Linked DNA regions of Homo sapiens: region 2 is linked to region 1. Evidence: chromatin contacts called from ENCODE Hi-C or POLR2A ChIA-PET data. All regions are on one chromosome and are shown on one strand. The core of a region is the stretch at or near the end of the contact, and the rest is flanking DNA. Distances in the headings are between cores, read along the strand shown. Region 1 has its middle 65 kb from the start of PALMD. Region 2 has its middle 24 kb from the start of PALMD.

Region 1 (6,834 bases), core at 2,697-5,196:
GGGATCCATTTTTTGTTCTTTCCTAGGAAAACTAAGAATTAGCCTTAATATATTATTAGGTTAGGCAACATATCTCATTCCCCACTAAGGATGAAGATGGGGAAGGACAAAAAGTGAAAAAAGGAGACAGACTCCTTTCCTGATACTGCTTGTGTGGCAGAATAGGGACTGGCACTAGTGGGCACTCAATAAATATTTGTTGAATAAATGAATAAATTATGATGCGTTAGGCATTAAGAGAAGACAGACATGGATCCATGGATGGTTTTTTTGAAGTCTATGTCAAAGCTGTTCTAGGTGGTTGGGTGGTCCAGGGGTCTTGCCCCATAGTAGAGCAGTTTGAGATGTCTAGACTGTGCCAAGTCACAAGTAGGTGGGTCTGAGTTATTTACATTTGTTCTAAAGCAAGCCAGGGAACCTATAGGATCTCAGTGGGGACTTAAGTGAATACTTTCCCTCCACAACTTGAGGGCTTTTCTTGACTGCTAATCACCTAAAGCTAGGTTGTAAATTCTGGGACTACTCTAGACTATAGTGAGCAGCACTCTAACTGTCTAGGCCCCAGAATCTACATTCTTCACCAAGAGGTCACCACAGTCTATTTACTAAGAAAATCAATGACCAAATGAGAACGGTGCTCTCCTAAGGTGGGCTTTGCTATCATCATTCCCTAAACTAATGTCATTCAAGGATGGAGGTTTTAGATACCTTAAGCAACATGGGTGGGTTCTGACTGGGAATTTTTTGAACAACTAGTAAACACTGTTTTCTGTGGGAAATATTAATAAAGCATGAGGTATTAGTGAAGCAGGTCAAGGTCTTGGTTCAGGAGTCCAGTAGAGCCCTGTTTGAATCTTAACACTGCTGCTTGCTGTGATTTTGAGAAACTACATAGCCAATTTAAACTTAGTTTCATTATCCTTTACATGAGGCTAATGATAGTATCTGAGTTTACTATGTAGATTAAATGTCATTATACAGTATGGCATATATTATATTACACTATGAATGTGGAACAGTAAGTGTTCATTAAGTGGTAACTCTTACTGTTATCATTACCAGTATATACTTTGGCAAAAGATACTTTCTGTTCAACTGTCCCTTGAAAAAGTCAAAGCCTTTCATTATGATGCACTCAGTTTTTCTACTTCCTGACTTTTTTTAACTTTTATTTTAGGTTTGGTAGTACATGTGCAGGTTTATTATATGGGTAAACTCGTGTCATGGGGGTTTGTTGCACAGATTATTTCATCACCCAGGTATTAAGCCTAGTACCCATTAGTTATTTTTTTCTGCTCCTTTCCCTCTTCTCAACCTCCACTCTCAAGTAGCCCCCAGTGTCTGTTTTCTTCTTTGTGTTCATGAATTCTCATCATTTAGCTTCCACTTATAAGTGGGAACATGTGGTATTTGCTTTTCTGCTTCTGTGTTAGTTTGCTGAGAATGATAGCCTCCAGCTCCATCCACGTTCACACAAAATACATATCTCATTGTTTTCATGGCTACATAGTATTCCATGGTGTATACAAACCACATTTTCTTTATCCAATTTGTCATTGGTGGGCATTTAAGTTGATTCCGTGTCCTTGCTATTGTAAATAGTGCTGCAGTGAACATTTGCATGCATGTGTCTTTATGGTAGAATGATAGATATTCTACTGGGTATGTACCCTGTAATGGGATTGCTGGGTCAAATGGTAGTTCTGCTTTTAGCTCTTTGGGGAATTGCCACATTGCTTTCCACAATGATTGAACTAATTTACACTCTCTCCAACAGTGTGTAAGTGTTCCCTTTTCTCAGCAACCTTGCCAGCATATGTTATGTTTTTACTTTTTAATAATAGTTATTGTGACTGGTGTAAGATGGTATCTCACTGTGGTTTTGATTGCATTTCTCTAATGATCAGTGATATTGAGCTTTTTTCATATGCTTGTTGGCTGCATGTGTGTCTTCTTTTGAAAAGTATCTGTTCATGTCCTTTGCTCTTTTTTTCTTTTCTTTTCTTTTCTTTTCTTTCTTTTTTTTTCTTTTTTTTGAGATGGAGTCTTGCTCTGTTGCCCAGGCTGGAGTGCAGTGGCGTGATCTCGGCTCACTGCAAGCTCCATTTCCCAGGTTCACGCCATTCTCCTACCTCAGCCTCCCGAGTAGCTGGGACTACAGGCATCTGCCACTGCGCCCGGCTAATTGTTTGTATTTTTAGTAGAGAGCTCCTGACCTCGTGATCCGCCCGCCTCGGCCTCCCAAAGTGCTGGGATTACAGGCGTGAGCCACTGTGCCCAGCCTTTTGCTCACTTTTTAATGGGGTAGTTTGTTTTTCTCTTGTAAGTTTATTTAAGTTCCTTTTAGATACTTGATATCAGACCTTTGTCAGATGCATAGTTTGCAAATATTTTCTCCTATTCCGTAGGTTGTCTATTTACTCTGTTGATGGTTTCTTTCGCTGTGCAGAAGCTCTTAAGTTTAATTTGTCATTTTTTGCTTTTGTTGCAATTGCTTTTGGTGTCTTTGTCATGAAATCTTTGCCTCTTCCTATGTCCAGAATGATATTGCCTAGGTTGTCTTTCAGGGTTTTTATAGTTTTGGGTTTTACATTAAAGTCTTTAATCTGTCTTGAGTTGATTTTTGTACATGGTGTAAGGAAGAGGTCCAGCTTCAGTCTTCTACATATGACTAGCCAGTTATCCCAGCACCATTTATTGAATAGGAATCTTTTCCCCATTGCTTGTTTTTGTCAGCTTTGTCAAAGGTCAGATAGTCATAGGTGTGTGGCCTTGTTTCTAGGCTCTCTATTCTGTTCCTTTGGTCTATGTGCCTGTTTTTGTACCAGTACCATGTTGTTTTGGTTACTGTAGCCCTGTAATGTGATGCCTTCTGGTTTGTTCTTTTTGCTTAGGATTGCCTTGTCTATTTGGGCTCTTGTTTAGTTCCATATCAATTTTAAAATAGTTTATTCTAGTTCTGTGAAGAATGTCATTAGTTGTTAGACAGGAATAGCATTGAATCTGTAAAGTGCTTTGGGCAGTGTAGCCATTTTAGTGATATTGATTCTTCCTATCTATGAGCATTGGATGCTTTACAATTTGTTTGTGACTTCCTGACTTTTTCTACAAAGCAAAATACTATAAATTAATCCTTTAAGCTCAATCTCCTTCATGAAGCATTCCCCCAGCACTTCCGCCTCACTTGTATCTTTTCTTTCTTAAAATTCTTATCACTCATATTACTAAGACCTATGCCATTGTATTTAATTTATCACCACTTACTGTTCTCACATGGCTCTGGGTATGGTCTTGTCTCCTTAATAGAATTTTAGGTACTTTCAGGGGGAGGGATCATACCTTATACCACATCTGTACGATCTTGAGATTCTAGATGGTTTTGGGCAAAGAGATGGTAGTTGAAAACAACTATTGATTTTACTTTGTATTTAGAGGGCATTAAAATAATATTCTTCCACTGGAATGAATCAAAAGGACATCTCATGAGATGTCACTGATAGCTCTGGGTTGGGTGCAGAGAGAGATGATCTCTGGGTTTCATGAGCACCAGAAGAGATTCTGGTATGTATTGCATGTGCACAGGATATGCAAGGTGCCCAGTGTACATTCAGTCAAGCTATCTGTTTTAAACAAACCAAATTATCATATGTCTTCTGCTTTGTCCCTGCCTATTGCTGGTCCAAAGCCAGTGGGATATGGCTGGAAAGGTGGGGAAGACTCAGATGCCTGGCTGTATGGTATGCATCATTAATAGGGCTCTTTCTTTCCAATAGCTCCCAGCTTTCTTGGTAGGTCAAGGGCGGGGCCTGGTCTAGAACAGAAGGTTGACAGACAACAGAACACTGTGCTTAAGCAGGACTGAGAGAATGGAAAAACTGATCCACAGGAGATCCGCCCTGCCAGTTCAGCGGCAGTTGGAGGAAGTGCTTTCAAAACATAATGTGTGGAGGCTGGCAGACCAGCACAGAGAGACATGCCAGCACTTGCAAGCTCCCTATCTGAGACAGGGTGGATTCCACATGGCTAAATCATAGCGTTCGAATGCTATCGTACCTCCCAACTATCTTCTGTATCACTGCCAATCTTTTAGTAGGAACCTGACTGACACTGTTTAGGCAGAGACCAAAGGAAGAAAAACAGTTGAGGTGTACAGAGAGTGATAGAATAGACTGGCTTATAGCTTGCACTTCAAAGAAATATATAACAAAATATCTTATTTTATGCTAGTTTTCCTATCCTTCATGGACCCTAATTCAAGCAATGAATTCCATGAATGCAGCTAGATTATAGAAGTTAAGCACTTCAGTTTCACAGTTTCCATACTTGCTTACATCATTAAACACGTTAGTAGAATATGGCAACCTTTCTAGTGCCGTCTGCTTCGGTTTCATAGATCACATGCTCAATAATAGATCTCTAAATGACCACAGCTCACAGTGGCTATCCTATGGAAGGGAATGGCCTGGTTTTTCTTGATTGGGAAATACACTTGTTTAACCAGATGACTTCATTCTTATTCTAGTAACTGGGAAAAAATACAACAAAAGAATAATAAATTCAAGAATGATGCCTGTTCCCCGGGGAACTGGTGGATAAGGGGGAGAATGGTGGTGTTGGAGGGACAGATTATGACCTGTTGGAATGAGAAGAAATACAATTGTGATTAACACTTACAGAATGGTGTTTAACCTTAGGCCTAAAGTAGCTGGCTCAAAAGAAAACAAATTCGTTGATGTGAAAACACTGAGATTATTGACTTTTGGTTGAGAGAGGAAAATGGAGCCATTGTGATGTGGAAATAGCTAACACATTGTTTATTCTGCCTGGTTCATGGAAATCTATTTTTCACAGTACTTTATTCAAGTACTTTGATTTCAAGTACTTCCATTAAAAAAAAGGAAAGAGCCTTAAACTTCATTTTGTAGGAATAGGAATATGCCTTCCCTCACCTCAGTTCTGCCAAATACGTACAAAGACTCCAGACTCACAGCTACCACGTAGTGATGGGAAAATCCTTATGGATAAGCCTGAGTGGAAAAGGAAGACCAATTTTTCAAAATACAGTGGGACAGATTTCTTTCTTTACTATTGGCTTCAGGTTTCCCTGTCTTTCTAATGTCATGTCTATGATCAGAGGACCTCTCAAAAGTCTTTGTAAAGGAAATCTTACACTTTGACTTGTCACATGTGTAGAGCAAGTGAAGTGACAGCAGCATGGAAGAAAATCCAGTCCTTTTCTGTGAGCAGGAGACTTTGATAGACTCTCAGACTGCTGGGAATGTTACCTTTTGCTCAAATCACTTCTTAAATGAGCAGAGACACTTAGCCCATTTCCTGCCAGTGGGATGGCAGAATAGCTGATACTTTAAGAGGGACTTGGGTAGTTTTGAAGAGATTTTTCAGAACTTCAGAAACTTGTATGAATGTCCTGAAATGTCATTGCATGAATATTTTTGTCAGTAATACTTTTTAAATTCAAAATGTCCATTTGGCAAGAAATTTAGGTTGATGTAAACCTAGGAGCTTTTATAAGAGCTTTATGTAAACTCAATTAGGATGCTGAATGAAGAACCCTAACAGTGTTAGCAAACGACATTTAGGAAAGAGAAGGAGCCATGAAAAACAAAAATACTTATCCTACTGGGTCTGGGGAAAATCAGAACAAAGCAAAAGGTCTGGCTGTTTATATGAAATTCAATTCCAAATAGATGATAATTTAAATGTAAAAAAACAAGGCATAATGGTAGTGGAAGAAAATTTAAGCAAGATTTTCATATTCTAGAAGTGAGGAATGATTTTAAACATGACAGCTAAAACCAAAATCCAAAGAAAAATGTATAGATTGGTTATATGAAAATGAAAAAAGTCCTCAAAGATGAGATGTATATGTGAGATACTCATTGCTGCTTCACACGTAACACAAAATGGAAACCATCTAAATATCTACATTTGAGAATTAGTTTGAAAAAATAAAAGCAAAACCATGCAATAGACTACTATTACAAATGATAATGTAAACAGAAATTTATTATGGAGAAGAACCTATAATATGTTTGTGAAAAAGGGTCACAAAACATTTCAATTATAATATAATAATTTGACAAATGGTCATGTTATGCACATAGGAAGTTTGCATACTTTTTTTCTTGATATCTCATAAAAATTATTAAGCATACAGAAAAGGAGAACAATAATGAACACCCATATATTTTCTACCTGGATTCAAAAATTGCTAACATTTTGTCATATTTACTTTATTTCTGTGTACATACATTGCCCCACATACATTTGACTTCACTAACTACCTGATTTATGAATCTTTTCTAAATATTAATTAAGGCCCAGATTCTGCTTGAACAAGTTAAGTAGTGATGATCTCAGTCTCACTAAAGGCAATCTATTCGGTTTTGGGTCACACTTCCTAACAAAGTTTTTTCCTTGATTGCATTAAAATCTGAACTTCTGGGGTGTTATTAATGAATACAATTTAGCTATCTTTTTTTTGAAATAAGATGCTGAAACAAAAATTTATTCAATTAAGTTAAACTAGGGATATTGCAATTCTAGCTTTTATGTTATTAAAAGTAGTAATAATATTGCACATGTATCCTAGAACTTAAAGTAAAATAAAGATAAATAATTTGATTATTCATGCAATTATATACAATTATATATGCCCGTTTAAAGACAAATATGTATAATGACATTAAAATAATTAAATAAACCAATCTTCGTAAATTCTAAAACAATGTAGTAGTAATAATAAATCTTTGGCAGATTTGTCTAAACAATAGTTTGTGTCTAAGACTTTAACAACAGAAATGTCTCAGGGAA
Region 2 (6,834 bases), core at 2,557-5,056, 41 kb before region 1:
CAGTGTCCCTTCCTAATGAGGTACACCCAGGAAACACTATTTACATTAGTGTAGCATCTCCACCCAGATCTTCCTACCCTGTTCTGTTTTTGCATAATGCTTGTCACCATCTAATACACCATATAGCTTTTTTTATTTTTAACATGTTTATTTTTATTTATTTATTTATTTTTTGAGTCCTGGGGGAACTGGGATGAATGAAAAACTTACATTTCATGAAAATGACCCTCAAGTTTCAATGACAAAAAATTACCCTTTGGTAATATTTAAAATGTTAAACTTGTATCTGTATTACCTTGACTAAAAAAAATTCTCAACTGAAAAAGAAAACAAATCCTAGGCCAGGCATGGTGGCTCACATCCGTAAACTCAGTATTCTGGGAGGCTGAGGCAAGAGTATCATTTGAGCTCAGGAGTTTAAGACCCACCTGGGTAACATAATGAGACCCTGTCTCTGCAAAAAATAAAAAGAAAATTAGTTGGGCTTAGTGGTGCACACCTGTAGTCACAGCTACTTGGGAGACTGAGGCCAGAGGACCACTTGAGCCTGGGAAATTGAGGGTACAGTAAGCCATGATTGTGCCACTGTATTCCAGCCTGGGCGACTGAGCAAGATCCTGTCTCAAATAACAACAACAACAATAACATCCCCCAAATCTTTATGCCTAGAATCACTTGACACCTCTGAAAAATTTAAAATAAGAAATAGATGCAATCACATTTCAAAAAGATCATTGGGCAACAGTGAGGAAAAGGAGGTGGAAGAAGTGCCTAATGGAGCCAGGGAGAACAGGTGGTTGTTGACTACTCCAAGAATCCCAGGGAAAAGTGATGGAGGTGCAGCAGTGAGGATCAGCACCCAGTGGGGACAGAAAAGTGAACTGTGAGCATGTCAGCACTCTAGGACATGGATATGGGAAAGTGAGGAGTGTAGCCTGACTGCCAGATTTGTATTTTCGTAACAACTGGCTGTCAGGTGTTGCTGTCACTAGAAAGGAAAAAATAGGGAGAAGAAAAAAATAATGAACACAGTTTTGGAATATGTCACACTTTGAGGCTTTGCCAAGTTTGAGGTGCTTTTGTTAAACAATTAGTATTCTTTGACTGAAAGGACTGGTGATCCTTGTTGGTATCTTCCAAGAATTCCCTTCTGGATTTCACACCCGATAACATGGGTTAACATCCAGCATTTCAGTGGGGTCCACAGTACCTAAGTCTTGCCTTTCAAATCAAAAAGATCCACCTTAGAAAATGTTTATTTTTTTGCTGTCTGTCTCTCCCCACTAGAGTGTGAACTCCGTAAAGTCTAGGGTTTTTGATTGTTTTGTTCACAAGCATTTAGTTCTGGGTCACAGTAGGTGCTCAGTAAATATTTGATCAATGAATTAATCTGAAATTGAGACATGCATTCAGGGTCGTCTATTAAATTTATTGACCAAATTGTTCTACTATGTGAAATATCAGTCTTCTTTGAAATTTTGATACTGAAATCATTTGTTAAATCTGATGCTTATTAAAAAAATAGATATATTATCGTCCCCACTACCACCCATAATGTAAGCTTTCATTGACACGGTTGTTATTTTAAGATTTTGCAATAGAAAAATCTTTTAGTCTACATTACATTTAAATGTAGCGTTCTTTTGATAACTAAAATCTTCCAAAATCATGCATTTATTTTAAAAAGAGAAGTTTGAAACAGTGGTATTAGCTTCATGTCCTGGAATTTGGCATTGAGGACTCCCCGGGATTCTCCAGCTGCGAGAGCTAAGAATAGTGCAGAATGTAAACTTCCATAGAGCCAACTGTGAAAGGAATTTTGAGAAGCAGAGTGAGACTATAGCATTCTCAGAAAGTTTAGAAAATGATACTCATTAATTGTCATATAGCACATACCTTAGTGATATATTTTACTGTTCTAAACTCAAATGGAATAGCTTGTAGGACCTCCTGCCTCCCCCAAGAGAGGTTTCATTCATTCTCTATGCATTCATGTGTTATTTAACATTATTATGAGAGAACATGGGACAAAGACCTGCCTTTAACAAAGGGCAGTGTATATTGCTACCTTTTATAGGAGTACTTTCAAGGCTCCCCAGAAATGCATGTGGCAATTTTATTCAGAATCAGATTTCAATTTGTTGAATTCATTTTAGCCCTAGGATTCTCATTTTTGTTTGTGAGCTTCCAGGGCAGGTGGTGGAATTTAGGATTTTTTCTCCCTTCCTTCCTTCCTTTCTTCCTTCCTTCCTTCCTTTTTCTTTCTTTTCTTTCTTTTTCTTTTTTTTTTTTTTTTTGCAACAGGGTCTTGCTCTGTTGCCCAGGCTGGAGTGCAGTGTTCCAGTCCTAGCTCACTGCAACCTTTGTCTCCCAGGTTCAAGCAATTCTCATGCTTCAGCCTCCCACATAGCTGGGATCACAGGCGTGTGCCACCACACCCAGCTAATTTTTTTTTGTATTTTTAGTAGAGAAGGGGTTTCACTGTGTTGGCCAGGCTGGTCTCCAAATCCTGGCCTCAAGTGATCCACTCACCTCACCCTCTGAAACTGCTGGGATTACAGGCGTGAGCCACTGCACCCAGCCGGAATTTAAAGTCTAGTAGAACTTGGGAAGTGAAGCAATGTCATATTTGCTTTGCTTCTATTTGCCCTTCCAGTACTCTCATTTCTCTTTTCAGCATCTTGATCCTAGCATTGGGTTTGCTCATGGGGAATCCCACAGAGGTCTGCCCTCCTCAAGAAGTGCCTTATGCACCCCTCGGATCTGCCTGGCTCCCTCCCCTTCAATGGAAGCCTGCTTTTTTTTTTTTTTTTTTTTTTTTTTTTGAGACAGAGTCTCGCTCTGTTGCCAGGCTGGAGTGCAGTGACGCAATCACAGCTCACCGCAACCTCCGCCTCCTGGGTTCAAGCAATTCTCTTGCCTTAGCCTCCCAAGTAGCTGGGATTACAGGCACGCACCACCACACCCAGCTAATTTTTGTATTTTTAGTAGAGACAGGGTTTCAACATGTTGGCCAGGATGGTCTTGATCTCCTGACCTTGTGATCTGCCCGCCTCGGCCTCCCAAAGTGCTGGGATTATAGGCGTGAGCCACCGTGCCTGGCTGCCTGTTCTAACTGGTGGGTTGTTGAGGAAAATATATTAGACTACATTTTTATTTCGGTAGAATAAAAAAATTGATCTAGATAATATCCAAGACCGCTCCCTGCTCTAAAATCTTGTGATTCTGTGAGTCTCCTTTCAGGCAATTAAAAACTACTGATAATTTTCCTGATAAAATTGTGCCATTTTCACCATGATTGTGGAATTATCCCTTTTGTTTGGTTAATCTCTCTCTCTCCCTTTTTGTAGTCACAGGACTATGATTTGAACCTAAAATAGTATTCTGCTTATAGCACATTTCACAGAAGGCAGTTCTGTCTCAGACCCGCTTTCTGGGTGTGTGGATTTCAAGCCCCTAACTGGGGCTGGTGGGCAGTTTGGTGGCAAGATGTTGGTGCATTTCCCACTCTTGGTCAAGGCATTGCTTCACGGCCAGCTCTGCTATGTGCTTTTCCACTTTCGGACTCAGCACGGACCACTGAATCCTCAATAGGATCACTTGTTAAAAGGTGTAATATTACTACATATGTTTTGATAGACTCAGTCCCTGCAAGCAGCAACATGTGAGAGTATGCTATGGATGAGAAAGAGGTAAATGAGTAATATGATTTGTCCTGAAACCCACAGGCCTCTACTGAGATTAATTGTTGGCAAACTCTCCCCAAGATCCTTGACCATAAAGTACTCCGGGGAGCGCAAAGGATTACAGTCATACCCATATAGCAAGCTAAGCTAATTTTGCCTGAGTCTGACCTTTTGGTTCCAGAGAGTCTAGCTATTTCAATTCCGTCTCTTAGATGACACACCATAATGATGACATTGAGAGCGTGATCAGCTGCTCATCAGGTGCAGGACCCCAGCATTTCCTTTCCAGCTCACAGATATTTCCCTGAAATTTAAAACGCCTGCCGAAACATGGGGCCTTCCATTCTTTGTTAGTCATCCCTGTTTCATAGCTGGTCAGTCACCATAGCCAGAGTGTGGGAGAACAGATGCCCTCAGTCACATGCATCTTTCAGTGAGTCCTGTGGAGCCGTAGAGCGACAGGTGCTAGACCCAGTGCCCAGGCAAGGCAATGCTCTCTCGGAGGGGGATTAGGGGCCTGGAGGCAAATTACCTGCACAGGGAACTCACTACCTTTTGTATTATTTTCCAGAAGGTTCCTCTTTGTTTCCATATGACTGACAGACACCCACGGTCACATTTGATTATAGTATTGCTTTCTTCATTACCAAGGCAGCTTTACTGAAACCTGGTGAAACAACTACAGAAAAGAGTCATGATGTGTTACTAAAAAGCTCCAATGAAGGAAAATAAATTCTTCATAAAAGAGAAATGATAATTTTCTTCAAGTTTTCTCAGCACTATATATCACTGTCTTGGTGATGCAGAACAGACTTGGGAAACAGAGGGGGAAGAATTGGGAATACTGTTTTTTAGTTAAACTATGGTTTCAGTGCACAGGTAAAAGTGGGGAGTTGAGGCTAATTAGAAACGAAATTACTTTGGCAGTTCTGCATAAGTAAAGGCCTGGCATTTCCTGAAGAGGAGGAGGAAGTGCTGATATCGCCTAAAATCCTCCCCGCTTCCAAGTGGTTAATCCTCAGGAACTATCCTTTGCGGAGGTCATTACTGTTACTGTGAGATGATAATTGAAAAAAAAAAAAAAAAAAAAAGCAGGCCCATTTCAAAGACCGTGTGAGCAGTATAGAAGACTGTGGCCTGAGTGCTCACCCATCCAGATTATTCTGAGGAAACTTGTCCCATCCTAGTACCTTTTGTGGTTCTTAATGGCAGAGAAACTGGGCATAAAGTAATACTCTTTTTTAGTTTCATTGATATATACTTAATGTGCAGAATTTGGGTGAAGTTTGGAATACAGGATAAGAAAAGGGCGTTGTATGCAAAGTTTTAAGTCCTATAAACACTTTTAGTGTCTTAATTGTACCTATATTTTATACATATAAATCTGGATGGGTGATCACTCAGGCCACAGTGTTCTATACTGTACATGCTGACTTTGAAATGGACCTACTTTTTTTTTTTTAATTACCGTCCCACTGTAGCAGTAATGACCTCCGCAAAGGATAGTTCCTGAGGATTAACTATTGTTTTTTTTTTTTAAAACAATAATTTGTCTTCTTTTTCTTCACAGAGTTGTCCTGCTTTGACTTGCTGACTCTATTACAAGGCCTATTTATAACACATATTGCTTAGTGTGGATTGGAGATCCTGATTCATTCATTCTCACCTTTAATCACTACCTAAGCATAGGTATTTGCCTTTTTGATGGTGCTCAGTGTTTGCCATAGGAAAGGGCTAGGGACCAAATTTTAGTTCTAAGGTGCTATTAAGAGCCAAAAATCGTTTTGAAAATAATAGTATGCTTAGCTTGTACCTGTGAGAAGTTTTCCAGCACTCCGTAGGCATTCTCAAACGTAAAATAATAGTAACAATAACATTTAGGGAAAACTTGCTATGCACCAGACAATGCAGATCCTTTACATATATTGACACACTTGATTCTCAGAACTGCCTGGTGGGATAGGTCCTATTGGCCTCCACTCAAGGGAAGGGCTGAATGGCTAGGGATTTGGTTCCACACATGGGCTAAGAGCCAAAGGAGGGCGGTGACTGATTCCAAACAGTGTGTGGTGGATGCCCTCTTGGATCCAGCTGCCCTGACTGGAAATAATGAGTAAGCATTGGAAATTAAAGAGAAATAAGCTTGAAATGAGAGTATGGGAGGCCGTGTGGCCATGCTTGTGATGTGGTGCAGCGTGGGCATCACCTTAGCAGTGAACAATTGTCTCATAGGTGGTGCAGGAACTCTGCGATTATGAACCATGCTATGGTGCTAATGGACAGGGGCCTTCCATTCTCTCCCTTTTCCTAACTTTTGGAAGAACAACTGAGCCCTGAATTGAATTATCAAAGCCCCTGGAATTCTTGCACAATTCAGGGTTAGGATGGGATGCTATCTTTAGGAGAAAAATGCTAGACTCCTACTAGGGCAGATGCTGTTTCCAGCAACTAACTGGAAAGATAAAAGAGGTATGCCAGTATTTATGCTAGACTCTGGAAGAGGGTCTTACCTCTGTGAATACACATTCTGTGGGTCACTGCCTTTTCTGAAATCTCCAGTGACTTTCCATTACATACAATGTCCAGCTCATTCCTCACATCAGCCTCCAACATACCTCACCTCTAGTTCTTTCGGAGTCAACTTTGGATCTTTTGTTGGATCCAAGTAGTCTCATTTTTGTTTCCTAAATATGCTGTGCTTCCCACTTGAAGCTTTGCTTATGATTTATTCTGTGGCCCTTGAGAGGAATAAGCCCTCTCCTCCCACTATCCACATTCTACCTTTCTTTCACTGAAACACCCATGACCTCCATGAGGATTTGAAGCAAGGGTTTATGTTCTGAGAAGGTTGAATTGCAGGACTTAGCATTTCTTCTGTGTCCACCACAAGGAAACTGTGACCAAAGGAAGGAAAGCCATGCGTTGAATCAGAAGACCTGAATTTTATTCCTGGCTCGGCCGTTTTCTCACTGTGACCTTAGGCAAAATTTTCAAGTCACAGCTTCTTCATCTGTAATAGCCATCTCACAGGGTTAATGTGAGAATTAAACGTAAGGTAGGTGAGAATAAATATATAAACACCATATAATTATTCAGAGTATTTGATCATAAAAATATGGATGACTCTCATGACTGTAATCCCAGCACT

Evidence for each region. Hi-C counts contacts between places; a loop is a spot of excess contacts on that map. ChIA-PET counts read pairs that join two places held with the same protein, here RNA polymerase II (POLR2A). Pooled maps may share reads with other maps.
Region 2: a pooled map shows a loop between it and region 1 (4-fold over the local background). The contact joins two enhancer-like sites. A Hi-C loop is called at or near these places in 4 of 168 maps with a recorded cell type or tissue (Calu3, Right ventricle myocardium inferior, endothelial cell of umbilical vein and 1 more), 1 of 37 single-sample maps with no recorded cell type and 3 of 50 pooled maps. POLR2A ChIA-PET finds 5 or more read pairs at or near these places in 6 of 52 experiments (A549, H1, HepG2 and 3 more).

Annotation. Positions count from the first base shown.
Region 1 is chr1:99,577,728-99,584,561 of GRCh38, reverse strand. No RefSeq gene overlaps it. Among named protein-coding and RNA genes, the nearest start is that of PALMD, 65 kb to the left of the region's middle. Within about 2 kb of position 3,946, at least 3 of the 41 ENCODE cell types and tissues checked have a DNase peak (open chromatin) inside an H3K27ac peak, as active enhancers do.
Region 2 is chr1:99,618,688-99,625,521 of GRCh38, reverse strand. No RefSeq gene overlaps it. Among named protein-coding and RNA genes, the nearest start is that of PALMD, 24 kb to the left of the region's middle. Within about 2 kb of position 3,806, at least 2 of the 41 ENCODE cell types and tissues checked have a DNase peak (open chromatin) inside an H3K27ac peak, as active enhancers do.